Regions from separate parts of the Homo sapiens genome. Here regions 1 and 3 are each linked to region 2. The links are chromatin contacts, found by Hi-C or POLR2A ChIA-PET in ENCODE. All regions are on one chromosome and are shown on one strand. The core of a region is the stretch at or near the end of the contact, and the rest is flanking DNA. Distances in the headings are between cores, read along the strand shown.

What was found. Hi-C counts contacts between places; a loop is a spot of excess contacts on that map. ChIA-PET counts read pairs that join two places held with the same protein, here RNA polymerase II (POLR2A). Pooled maps may share reads with other maps.
Region 1: a map of IMR-90 shows a loop between it and region 2 (4-fold over the local background). The contact joins the enhancer-like site here to the promoter of NAALADL2-AS2 in region 2. A Hi-C loop is called at or near these places in 3 of 168 maps with a recorded cell type or tissue (Calu3, IMR-90 and chondrocyte). POLR2A ChIA-PET finds 5 or more read pairs at or near these places in 2 of 52 experiments (A673 and AG04449).
Region 3: a loop to region 2 is called in a pooled map, with 2.7 times the contacts of the local background. The contact joins the promoter of NAALADL2 here to the promoter of NAALADL2-AS2 in region 2. A Hi-C loop is called at or near these places in 1 of 168 maps with a recorded cell type or tissue (Calu3) and 1 of 50 pooled maps.

What each region holds. Positions count from the first base shown.
Region 1 is chr3:174,948,197-174,953,019 of GRCh38, reverse strand. All of the region lies in intron 1 of NAALADL2 (N-acetylated alpha-linked acidic dipeptidase like 2), which reads right to left. Among named protein-coding and RNA genes, the nearest start is that of NAALADL2, 91 kb to the right of the region's middle. Within about 2 kb of position 3,367, at least 2 of the 41 ENCODE cell types and tissues checked have a DNase peak (open chromatin) inside an H3K27ac peak, as active enhancers do.
Region 2 is chr3:175,268,244-175,272,928 of GRCh38, reverse strand. NAALADL2-AS2 (NAALADL2 antisense RNA 2) reads left to right here and starts at 1,833. Exons shown (of 3, transcript NR_046713.1): 1 at 1,833-1,872. The region is part of intron 4 of NAALADL2 (N-acetylated alpha-linked acidic dipeptidase like 2); the gene reads right to left.
Region 3 is chr3:174,856,919-174,861,293 of GRCh38, reverse strand. It overlaps NAALADL2 (N-acetylated alpha-linked acidic dipeptidase like 2), which reads right to left and starts at 1,960. Exons shown (of 14, transcript NM_207015.3): 1 at 1,844-1,960. The coding sequence starts at 1,886.

The DNA of each region.
Region 1 (4,823 bases), core at 2,118-4,617, 320 kb after region 2:
CTCAAAGAATATTGCCTCCTACCATTATCCCATCACTAATTTCCCCTAAGGAGATAGCTCATTTCTAATATGATGTATAATCTACCATCCTCACTGGGACACTACTGAGAGTGAAAGAGGAGGGCACTAAAATGATCAAAAATATTCATTTGACCTACAAGTGTAAATGCAGGGACAGTACCCAGCAATCAGTGACATATGGTTGCCCTACTCATCATCCAAACCTAATGTCATGCAGGCTTCCTTATACCCAGATATAAATCCATCTTTAGTACAGACTGTTATCACTTTTAAAAGCAACACCATAGACTCCAATTTAGTACATTAATTTCCATGGGTTACAAACACAACCACGTCAGCAACCTCCTTACGTGTCTTCCCATTACCATGTTTCAGTCCAATATTCCCCTCTATTATCTGTGCCTGTCTGCCTTCCTCAATAGACTGAGGTCATGGTCCATTTTCTAGTAGTGTGTGGCTCAGAGTAAAAGCAATCACAATAGATGTGCCTACTGAACTCAATATTTAGGACCAAACACCCCTGGCTTTCTTCTTTATTCAATTATCTCTGAGGTTATAGGAAAATTGCTATCACAGGCAAATCCTGTCTAAAGTGGGGAAAATAAGCAATTGATTTGAGCTGCAGTCTGAGAATTATATAATTAGGCCAGAATGCTTAATGTTAAAAGAGTCACGAAGGGGAACAGAGATTCATCTGTGAGACAAATATGTATTGGATATTTACTAAGTGCTGAGTGCTGAAGATTAAAATATAAGACAACCTACTTTAAGTGTCATAGAGAAAATTAGTGCAATGTAATATGATAAGAACTATGTTAGAAAGATGAACAGATTACCATAGTGGTATCACAAATTAGGATCTGACGGGTCTGGAGATTTAGTTGTACCAAAGATGTAGTATGTAGCAAATAAAATTTTACAGAACAAGTGTTTGATCTTTGGCCTTGGAAATGAATAAGAGTTTGCCTAATGAATTAGACAGGGGAAGGCAACAGAGATAAGAGAAAAAGCATGTTCAGAGGCATAGAGTAACACAAAATTATCTTAGGTTTAGAAAACTGAAGAGCTTGGTATGCTTGGAATAAAGGGTTTGATATAGGGGAATAATAACAGACCAAGGCTATAAATCAATGTTGAATAATACAGGACATCACTAGTGGTTTTAAGGAAAGAGAAATTATGGCAGTAAGAACAGAGTGGGGGTAATAATAGAAAAATAACATTTAACCAGCAAGTATTTGTAAAATATTTTGAAGTATTTTGCTAGACATATTGCAGGAAGGATGATGCAACACAAAGTTATATTGATTACAACATTTAAAGTTGAAGGCGTCTATCGACAAGTAAAAAGAATATAAAAGCACTTAGGCACAACTTTTGTTTTATTACCTGAACTCTTTATATTAACTTTACCTAAACATATATTGCCTCACCATCTACTATCAATTAAAATTAAAAAGATTTAGAGAAAGAAGGGAAGGAGAACACAGATTAGGATCAGCATAAAATACCCTTTCAAGCATAACCTCTCTATACTTTGGAGATAATAAATTCACTCCGCCTATTTTCTCTTTTTTTGATCATTTTAGTTGAGTCGTATCTGTCAGCATATTTGTTCATAATGTGAGCTTGCAGGTTCTTTCTTACCATATCATTTAGAAGGCTGTCCCTAGTTTGCTGTTCTAATGGAAAAAGCTAACGATTTATTCTTGCCTCCTGAGAATTACATTCACGTCTCAACTTAACATGACTCATGAAGGTATTTTTGCTACATTTACATCCCAACTTAACATGACTCATGAAGGTATTATTCCAAATATGAAGTATGGAATACTTTCTAACTAAAATAGGGTTGTATAGGTCTTCATTGCAGGAAATGATGTAATTTGAAATTTTAAGCATTATTCTCTTTTTATGTAAAATTATTTTTCTTTATTACAGAAATAGAAATGTGAAAAATACAGATTGGCATGTTTGCTAATGACACCAGCACATCCTTCTGTCCTTTATCTTTTTCTCTGTCCTTCCATCCTTTATCTAAAGAGACAAGTAGAGAGGAAAAGAGATAAATAGCTAGATACATAGATGAATAAAGAGATAGATATAAACATACAAATGTTAATAGCTATTTGATTCAAATGAAATTAAATTACAAATTATTTTGTAAGCTCCTTAATTTTCAGTTTGACCATATTTCTATTTTATTATTTTTGTAAAATGCTACTTTTATGATGCTAAGTATGTCATATTACAAATATGAATTGTTTGACTAGCCTTTTATAGTGGCATGCTAAAATTGTTTCAAATTATTGACAATTAAAACAAAGTTGTGCACAACCTTACTATTTGGGGGAATAATTTTCTAGGATGACTATTTTAAAAAAAGGCTTTGAACTCTTCAAGAACACCATATATAGTTCAAAAACATTTCAAAAGTATCAAAGCCCAGATTTAAAAAGGATCCTAGCTTTTTTAGAAAAATAGTGCTCACTTGATTATCAACTCATTGTTTTTTGGCTATGACACAAAATCTACTGTGATGAATAGAATCATGTATATGTATGTTTTACACAGCAAAGTATAACAATGAAAATCAATGCATTGGTCAAATTAGTCAAACCAAGCATATTTCCAAGGATTTGTGGACAACCAAAATTTGTGATTCTCAAGATATACCAGGTATTATAAAACTTTTGGGAACTCTTCAGAGATGCAGATTCCCAAAATCTACTCCCTACTCTCAATTCATATTCAGTAGGTTTGTAGAGTCCTTGGTAAAACCAAGGACTCTACACTTTCATCAAGTATGTAAGATCTGGGGGCGACCAAAGTTTCTCTGTAAAGGGACAGATAGTAGATATTTTAAACTTTGGTATTCTCTGTCTCTTATTTTTATTTTGTTGTCATTGATTGTTTTTTGTACTCCTTTAAAAATAGGAAACCAATACTTAGCAAACCGGGTCATAAAAAACTGACCAGGCTGGATTTGATCTGCTGGCTGTAGTTTGCTTAGACCTGCCCTCAATGGTTCCAATGCAAATAGACAATGGATAACAATCTTGAGAACTGCTGCTCAAGACCAGTGCACAAAAAGGAGCACAGAGAATCTGGGAATGGATAGTTATCTCAATATGCTATTATTTGGCACATATTAGTATTACTCTTGCTCCACACTTCTTCTTCCGAATAGCAGTGAAGACATATTCTGTTGTTGAATGTTTAGCTACTGTAGCTAAGGGTAACTTTGTTTGTTTTCTTTGGCCATGTCCTAAAAGGACAGAACACTGATCATTTCTCTGCAGTGAATTGTAAGATTATACTAACATTCCTTTGTAAAGGGCATAGTGCAATGGTGTTCCGTGTTTATAGTATGGCTCATTTGTGATGTTGGTCCTGGTCCAAATTCTGAGGTTGCAGATGGAACTAAAGTCAATGTAGTGTGAAATATATTAAAAGCCAATAATAGCTGATTACTGAATTTGTTTTTTTTACACCAATATAAAAAATTATATTTTTCAATGATGGCTGCAACAATATCCCCCATTACACTGTGTGACTTTGACACTCTACCTACTAAGAGATGGTATCAGGGACAACCCTCCCCACCCCTTGGAACTGGGCAGGCTTGCAACCATGGCAGAAGTGATATTATGTGACTTTCGAGGCTAGGTCGTAACAGGTAAAATAGATTCCAATTGGCTTTCTGGGGACACTTGCACCTGAAACCCTACTGGGTGTTGTGAGAAAGCCCATTTGAAGGGCTATGGGTAAGAGCTATGGCCTGAATGTTTATGTTTCCCCCAAATTCCTATGCTGAAATAATCACCCCCAGGGTGATGGTAGTAGGAGGTAGGATCTTTGGGGAATGACTAGGTCAAGAGGGTGGGATCTTTGGGAGATGATTAGGTCAAGAGGGTAGAGAACTCATAAAAGGAATTTGTGTCTTTATAAAAGAAGCACCAGAGAGACCCCTTTCTCTTCTGCCATGTGAGGCTAGAGTGAGAAGACAACTGTGTATGAGGAAGTGGGCCTTCACCAGACATCAAATTCACCAGCACCTTGATCTTGGACTTCCCTGCCTCCAGAATTGGGAGAAATAAAATTTCTGTTGTTTATAAGTCACCCAGTCTATCATATTTTCTTATAGCAGCCTGAAAGAACTAAGACAGTAAGTGTTTCAACTGACAGTCCAGATGAGGACTCAGTCTAAAACCAGTATCAATGGACAAATACATCAGTGCAGACAGCCCTAGATGATTCCAGCCCCCAGTTTTTGAGTCACCACAGCCATCAAATCTTCCCAGAAGAGACCCCTGACATCATGGAAGAAAGAAAAGCCATCTTTATTGTTCTGTGTCCAAATTCCTGTCCCATAGAAGCCATGAAAGATAATAAAATGACTGTGTTGTGACACTCAGTTTTAGGAAGATTGGTTAAGTAGTAATAGTCACAATAAAGTACCAGACAAAAGTTATCTTTAGTGACATCTGATAAATTCAACATTCATAAAAAAATAAATTCTTGCCAGGCGTGGTGGCTCACGCCTGTAATCCCAGCACTTTGAGAGGCCGAGGCGGGTGGATCACCTGAGGTCAGGAGTTCAAGACCAGCCTGGCCAACATGGTGAAACCCCGTCTCTACTAAAATTACAAAAATTAGCCGGGTTTGGTGGCACACGCCTATAGTCCCAGCTACTAGGGAGGCTGAGGCAAGAGAACTGCTTCAACCCGGGAGGTGGAAGTTGCAGTGAGCGGAGATCAAGCCAATGCACTCCAGTCTGGGCGACAGAGCAAGACTCCATC
Region 2 (4,685 bases), core at 584-3,083:
CCATAATTATATTTATTTTTGCTACAACTATTTTAATCTTTGATTTTCCCTTCTATTAGAAAAGGTTATACTTAAAAGTAAAATATCAGGTTCCTTACCTTAAGTCAGATAAATAACCCAAGATAACAGATTAAATAACCTACAGCTTCAGGTTTTTGTAGACCCAGAATTATCTCATTTGATATGAGAAATGGGAAGTATATTATATGATTTTCAAATCTTTTCAAATTTATTGTCTACATTAAAAAATAATAATTTAAACTATTTTGTGGGATAGAGAGGGCTGTACCTGGGGTGACATATTATAGCATAAGTGAGCCTCTCAAACCTCAATATTTATCTGATGTCAAATGTAGCCGGTTCAATGCATCATACATTTGTGTGATTGAATAAATTGCTTAAAGCAAATTTCACATTAAGATGATAAACATGGCTATTAACAGAAATCAGGGTCTATGGTAATCAGTTCCACTAAACCAATTAATCTTAACTCTGTCACAAAGATTCCTTGAGACCTACACAGTCCTCATTTTTAAAATAAAGAATAATACTCACTTCACATAATTTTCTTGGGAGTTTAATATGATAAACTCATTTTCTTAACAAAATACCAACAAAATTTTCTTTGTTTCTTTTAAATAAAGATGCTTGTTAGACAGATGCATTTCTGGAGCAGATTTTTTAAAAAGTATAGAATTTGCCATAAGTTAAATGAAAATGTCTAACATCTTCTCTCTTACTGGAATGAATTGAATTAGTCCATCGATGTCTAAAAATGACAAACTCCTTAGTCTCTTAGGTCACAAAACCATCACTAATATGTGGTAACGTTCTGGGCTTCTTACTTTTTGTTTGGAAGTTTTCTTCTTACCAGGGGCTAACGTGATCTAAAGAGAAGGGTGGATGGCTAGTATGCAACATATACTAAATATACCTAATTAATTTTAAAAGGAATCAGGAAATATTATATAATTCATTAGATATTCTAGAATTTCTAAAAACAGACAGGGACAGCCATCTTTGGAAGTTTTTCCAGTATTTAATCAGTCTTATTTTATAAGATTATTTATGGGTAATCTTAATATACTTTGCACAATTTAAGTGGCGGCTTTTTAATTTAATTTAATTTACTTTGAGACGAAGTCTCACTCTGTCACCCAGGCAGGAGTGCAGTGGCACGACCTCGGCTCACTGCAACCTCTGCCTCCCCCCTTGTTCAAATGATTGCCCTGTCTCAGCCTCCTGAGTAGCTGGGATTACAGGCGTGCGCCACCACACCCGGCGAATTTTTGTATTTTTAGTAGAAATGGGGTTTCACCATCTTGGCCAGGCTGGTCTCGAGCTCCTGACCTCAGGTGATCCACCCACCTCGGCCTGCCAAAGTGCTGGGATTACAGATGTGAGCCACCACACCGGCCTAAGTGCCTATTTTATAGCTTTAACTTTTGCAAAAATTGGAAAAGGTCCTAATTTTATAACCCACAAATACTCTTTCATGTGCATGAAGACTGTGCTTGACTTTCTTCTCAGGCTTTTTTTGTAACAGATTTAAAAACTCTCAATTAAATAATTCACGTTTTCCTAATCCATCAATTTTTTTTAAATCTATTTCTAAATTTATTCTATCATTTTAAAATAGAGCAAACCAAACCAAACTTGATAATCTACCAATAAACAATGCTTGGGAAAAAATTATTTTTCCACTTTTGTATATCTTTTTCTTTCTCTAAGATTAAATCAGTAACTTTTGTTTTCTTCTTTGATATCCTTATGATTCTCATAGACTTTGCTGCTCTATTGCCAAACTACTCATATCCCCCTGTTACTGTGAAACTTGGTGAAATTCCTCAGGGATTTTGAGACATCAAAGCAGTAAGTAAATGTGCATGCCTATTCATTAAGAACTCCTTTATACATATATGAATTTTTAAAATGTGTTTTAATAAAAATAAATACAGAATGAAAAACTAACCCTTAATCCCAAACATATTTCTTATAGGCCTATTTAGTGCAATAAAATAATCCTGTCATTTTCAATTCATTTACTCACAAACTATTTCTTTTTGTGAGGATTTTGTTGACAGCACAGTAAAATCAGTACTATACTGGAAGAGGTTTACAGAGGCCCAGCAGGCACTTTTCACTTTTTCCATTAAACATTCCATATGCATCCATCAAGTCATTACAGTATTCCACATATCTGTCAACCTTTGCCAGGCTATCACACACAAGCACGCACCCTAAGACGATTCTTATGAAATATTCATAAACATTTTCAAGTTACAAATTCTTCTCATTCAAGATAAGATTTAATGGCAACATTTTCCCGGAGAAGTTAATGAGAACTCTTTGCTCATAATAAATGAGCTCCGATATACAATTGCCCTGTGGTTTCACCAGCACTCTGGTTGGGAACAAATTCAACAGCAATTCACATTCAGCATTCTTTTGTTTAGGTGCCTGAGGCTATGTCTCCCTGGCTGTCAGTAATCTGATAAAAATATAAAAAATCAGTCAGTTTGGATGAAGAGTGATTTAACCGTAATGACCATATCCAACCTACTAGTTGATTTTTACCATACTCTGCAGGGAGAATATCAAGTGATATTTTTCACCCCTTAAGTCAAGTTGGGCTTTGGACAGCTAAATTGGTGAGTCTGAATCCTCTGATTAGTATGCTTGATTGACTAAGGGCAGAAGTGGACTGAAACACTCTCCACATAAATGAGAAATCTTGTCCAAATTGAAAGCATGTATTGTAACCACTCAATCAGCTCCCATGGGGGAAGCAAATAAGCTAAATTAATGCTAAAATGGTTAGAGGCATTTTCAGGCAGTTGTTGGGAATCCTGGCTGCTTTTCCCCCCACATTTATTTATTTTGAAAATTTTTATTTTAAGGATTTTAATAGAAATGAAAAATATAGTATGATAAATTCTCACATATTTATTACCTGACTTCACCAGTTATTAATTTTCTTACATTTCCTTTATCTTTCTCTGTGTATCTCTCTCATTCTGAACCATGTGAAAGTAATCTGAAAACATATTTGTTTGGTAGTAAAGAACCATGATTGAAGGCACAATGGTGCTAATACTGAGAGAAGCTATCTTAAATATTTATTCATAAACACAAATAAATAAACAAACTGCGAGGATCATAAAGAGCCCTAGGTTTGGAATAACAGCACTAGCTCTCTGAAAAATAAATGTACAACATTGGATAAGACATTCAAACTCCCTGAGAAGCAGTTACTTACCATACAGCAGTGACCATCCTACTTATACAGGAATTTTTAGGAAGATAAGGAGTGTTTACCTGAGAGTGTGTATCTGAAAGTAAACTAGCGTCATACAGACAAAGTCGTGGCTCCGCACAGGTCATTTTGGTCAAGGAATGATCCCGTACACAACAGCGGTCACGTAAGATTATAACGGAGCTGAAATTTTCCTATCAGCAAGTGACATCAGAGTGTCCTAACGTTGTAGTGCAACATATTACTTACATGTTTGTGGTGATGCTGCTGTCAACAAACTTACTGCCCTGCCAATTGTATAAAAGTATAGCACATGCAATTATGTACACACTTGATAATAATCAACTATATTAGTGGTTTGTGTATTTACTATACTATGTATATTTTTGCTATTTTAGAGTGTACTTCTCCTACTTATATATAAAATAAATTTTGGTCAGGTGCTGTGGCTCACACCTGTAATCTCAGCATTTTGGGAGGCTGAGGGGAATGGATCACTTGAGGCTAGGAGTTCAAGACCAGCCCGGTCAACATGGTGAAATCCCGTCTCTACTGAAAATACAAATATTAGTCAGGCATGGTGGCACACATCTGTAATCCTAGCTACTTGGGAGGCTGAGGCAAGAGGATCGCTTGAACCTGGGAGACAGAGGTTGTAGTGAGCTGAGATCATGCCACTGCATTTCAGCCTGGGTGACAGAGGGAGACCGTCTCAAAAAAAAAAAAAAAATTAAATAGTTAACTGTAAAACAACCTCAAGTCAGATCTTTCAGGAGGCATTTCAGAAGAAGGTATTGTTATCATAGGAGATGACAGCTCCATGCATGTTACTGTCCCTGAAAAACTTCCAGTGGGACAAGACATGGAGGTGGAAGACAGTGATACTGATCCAGACCCTGTGTAGGCCTTGGCTAAAGTGTCTGTGTTTCTTAGTTTTTAACCAAAAAGTTTAAAAAATAAAACAATAAATAAAATTTTAAAAATAGAAAAGGACTTCTATAGAACAAGGATATAAACAAAAATATTTTTGTCAGGTGTGCAATGCGTTTTAAGCTAAGTGTTAATTACAAGAGTTGAACAGTTTAAAAAAGTAAAAAGTTCATAAAGTAAAAAAGCTATAGTAACATAAGATTAATTTATTATTAAAAAGAAAAATATTTGTAAACAAATATACTGTAGTCTAATTGTAAAGTGTTTATAAAGTCTACAGTAGTGTTTAATAAGGTCCTAGGCCTTCACATTCACCCACCACTCACTCACTGACACCTAGAGCAACTTCCAGTCCTGCAAGCTCTACTGACGCTAAGTGCCCTATACAGGTATACCAGTTTTTGTCTCTTATATCATATTTTTACTGTACTTTTTCTATGTTTAGAGATGTTTAGATACACAAATACTTACTACTACATTATAATTGCCTGCAGTATTC
Region 3 (4,375 bases), core at 711-3,210, 410 kb after region 2:
TCTTTTTAACCCTCACTTGATTAATAGGTGCTCTTAAGAATCTTGATGCAAATATAACTGGTAGGGAAGCACTTCAATACTCCAAGAAGATAGATCTGAAATATTTACAGACCTACCAAGGATACATTTAAACATGAATAAGATCAGAAGAGAATAAATATTTTATTGAAAAGTTTTCAGAGTATACAAACAAAAACTCCCTAGTATATAACTGATTTCACAAGTTTTACCCAACTACAAAAGGCTTAAAGATTAGGCACACTGTTCTTGAACTTAAAGCACACCATTCAAATTATTTACTATATCACTTGTGTTGAATTTTGTGCATGGTTTTCTGATTAATAATTCTGAAAATAATTGTAGTTTTATACATATATATGGATAGGGGAAAGGGAAGGCTATCCTTACACAGTGAAACATATGTATTACCAGAAACATAATATACATAAAAAGCACCAGAGAAAAAGAAAGAAACAACAACAAAATGTATACACAATCTGGGATTCAATTAAAAAAATATTACCCATGATCCTAACACAAAGAGGGATAATGAGTGAAATGGAAAGAGGCCTGGTTACTCCTTAGTTTATTTTGATCGCTGAATACAGACAGGTGATGCACCCACACAGCCTAGAATAGGCTATTTAGGTGGTTGCCAAACAGTAATAAACATTTAATGTAAAATCATTATCATATGCACAATTGGAACAAACTAGAGGCTTCCCATATACTTTCCAATGAAAAATATTAGAGACAAATAAGGAATATGTTATAATCTTGTACATAATACCATTTGTCCATAAGACACATAGAAATAAATGATTCTCATTATGCTAAATGAGCCTTTTACCTTACTGTTTTTCTTCAATAGAATTTATTACATGACTTTTGAAATTAATCTTTTAAATTAAAAATGCTTTATAGTAGCATTTTACACAGTATTTCAAGAAAGATTTTTAGGAAATATACAGAGATAAAAAAAGATACGGGGATTCTTAAGCAGGCTATGTAGAGAAAAGATTAAAGAAATGAAAGAAAAATATAATTTAACTATAAAATAGGTGATATATTTTTAGGATCATGCAGATCTATGTGATCTCATGGTATTCTAGAAGTCTATAACAAATATTGATTAGGCCCAATATCTACTTTCTTTTTCTTCTTTAAGAAATAACTTTTGTTACCCAAAAATGTGAAATGTGAGCGACCTTAAATTTGTTTCGGTGAACAAGCCTCTAACCAGAGATGCCTAGTCAAGCCAATGTCAACAAAGCCAGTCCTTTCAAAGGACAAAGGTATCTGATTAAGCAACACCTGTGAAATAAATCACAGCCTCCTAACTGATAGGCTCGCCCATGTTCCCCTGTTTTCTACCTTTTAAAAAGTGGTTATATTAATTACAGGGAAACTGAGCTGGTAAACTCCAGAGATGGCAAAACTTAATTACCAATAAACACTCCACAGGTAGAGACAAAAATCAAGGTTCTGTTAATGTTGGAAAAGGTCCAACATGAAAATGCACTGGAAGTTGGTTATACCATTTCTCCAACATTATACTGGGGATTAAGGATAAAGCTTTCCATACCCTCCACGGGTCCCCCAAATTTGTGATTCTGTGTTGCCTGAGTCTTTGTAAACAACTGAGAAAACATGCTTCCTCTGAATCAACAATCTCCACCTCTTTTCTCGCTCGCAGAAAACACCTTAAAAACAGGGCCAGGGCACCTGAACATGCATGCAGGGATGCGTGTGTGCATACACAGAAACACACAGACTTTGTAATCAACACTGCTTAAGTTTCTGATTGTGAAAAGTGAAAAGTTCATAGGCTGTTGGTACTTACCTTGCAAAGACGTGTTAGGTAAACTTGCTTCATTCTCTCCCATTTTATTATTTCTTTTTAAAGAGGGCCAAGCAGTTTCAAGTTGTGTCACTTACCCTGCAAGCTTTGTGACCTTCTGACTTTCTACTGTAGTATTGTAACAGTATACTACCTGCTTTCTTCTGTGAATAATTACCATTCTGCTTCCTGAGTTACCTGGGCTTGCAGGACCTGTTTTACTATGAAGTGAGATCATATCTTTTGATCCACTGTATGGCTATTAAAGTGTACTTCACAAAACATTGCTTTGTTTCAGTTTTGATATAAACTTTTAATTCTCTACTTTCACTTTAGTCCAGAAACATATTTATATTTTCCCCTAAAAGAGCATTGATATTACCAGTACACCAAGCTTCACAGAGTTTGGTTTCTTTGTTTTTGAGTGTTTCTAATCTACTTTTCCTACAGAAATCAAATTTAAAGTGTATTACACGACATTTATTTTTTAAACCATAGGGAAATAAGGAACAGCTCAGAGTCAGTTTTGTGCAGCAGTGTGAAGACAAGTTTTGGATTATCTCTAATACTTGCTGTGTGACTGTAAGCAAAGAATATAACTTCTTTGAGACTCAGTTTCCTAAACTATAAAATAGAATAATATCTAGTATGTATGAAGTATGTATGATTAGTACGAAGATTGAAAACACTAATGTATGGCTGTGCTAAACACTGTGAATAATGGACAATAAACAAAAAACAATTTCTAATTTTCCTCTTCCTTTTCCTTCTTCTTCCTTCTCTCCCTCTTGTTCTTCTGATGAGTGGAATGAATGCTGAACTGCAGCATTGATGTCCCAGATCATGTACTGACATCAGTTATGCAACTTATTAACTGAGAGACCTGAAAAAAACTGTTCAACCTAATCCTGAGTTGCCTCAAGGTCCTCATTTGTAAAAGGAGAGTCATGATATTTGCATTGCCTTTTGAATAGAAGCATGGTGAATATTAACTTAGATTAACTGTTGTGACTCAACAAAAATAATTCCCAGCAAACAAGAGCAACAAATTGGAGACGTATCTTTAAATATTCATTTGTATGTGAGAAAGCAAAGATATCACAGAATTAAGGCAATTTATTTAAGCTTTGTCCCCCATAAGGCACCTAGAATAAAAAACAATCTCCACTTTCTTCCCTCTAGAAATCCTTAACTTTGGCTGTAGTTAGACTAGTAAATAAATGAATATAAATATATATTCATATTCATATATATTAATATTTTACAAATTATATATTATATATTTAATATTGTAATAATTACATATTATTATATTCAAATATATAATATATAAAAACATTTTTATTAGTCTGCAGCTAATATATATATATAGGCTGTAGTTACACACATATATATGTATATGAAGCTCAAGCTCCTTTCTTTATAATCCATTGCTTTTTAATTTGAAAAAATCTATATATTATGTGTGCTAGCTTACTAATGTAAAAATTGACTATATAAGTTGTGTAAAGTACAGAAATGTCAAACAACAGTTTTTCTCAAAAGTATTAGAAATAAAGGCAAACATGACATTAAAAATTTCTGATTGCAATTGGGAGTTGTCTCTTTCATTTATTACCTCTCTAGGTCTCAGTTTCTTCTATGAGGGAGCTGGACCATTGAAAACCCATTCTCTCTTTATAATGCCAGGAGCCTCTGATTTAAAATCTGGGTTGTGGTTTGCTCCAGAATAGAATAACCCTTTGCCTATAGCAATTGCATACTGTAATATATATATATACACACCATGCTACATACTTTACCAACAGTAACTTGAAATTGAATGTTTGCCAATAAAACACTGTAATCATCACATTCTTACTTCACTTTAAAAGGACCAACACACATATCAATCCTCACTCATTATGACAAACTTGGAAATATATTTACAGACCTGCCCCAGGCACTGAAATTAGTCAATAACAGTTATAAAGCACCCATTATCTATGAGCTGAATTATAGCATGTGGTAAATTACGATGAAAGTGGAATAGAGAAGTCCTATTCTTAAACGATAACAAAAAATCCATACAAATATAAACACCAGAAAGGTCTTAAGTTCGTAAGTTCACAGAAAGTAACATAAATACTGATTGAGTAGAAAAGAATCAGTTGCAATACTAATAAAGTGCCATGTGCACACATATTTTCTTTCTCCTTCTGGGTCTTTGTGCATGCCTGGAAAATTTCTTCCAGGACGTTTTTTAACATACCTGGTGAGTTTTGCACATGCCTAAAAAACTTCTTCACCTCCCTTTTGCTGAATTCATATGCAGAAATTCTTGTTGAATTCAGTCTGAGTTCAGGTCCCTTCCTTGTGCTCCCAGACACCCCTTAACAATTCTAAACTTTTCATTTCACCATGGCTCTTGTCACATTATATTATAGGTACAGTAGGCCCCCTTAACCTCAGGAGAATACATTCCAAGACCCTTAGTGAATGCTTGAACCACATATAGTACCAAACCCAAATGACATCAATCGGAACACATTTGTG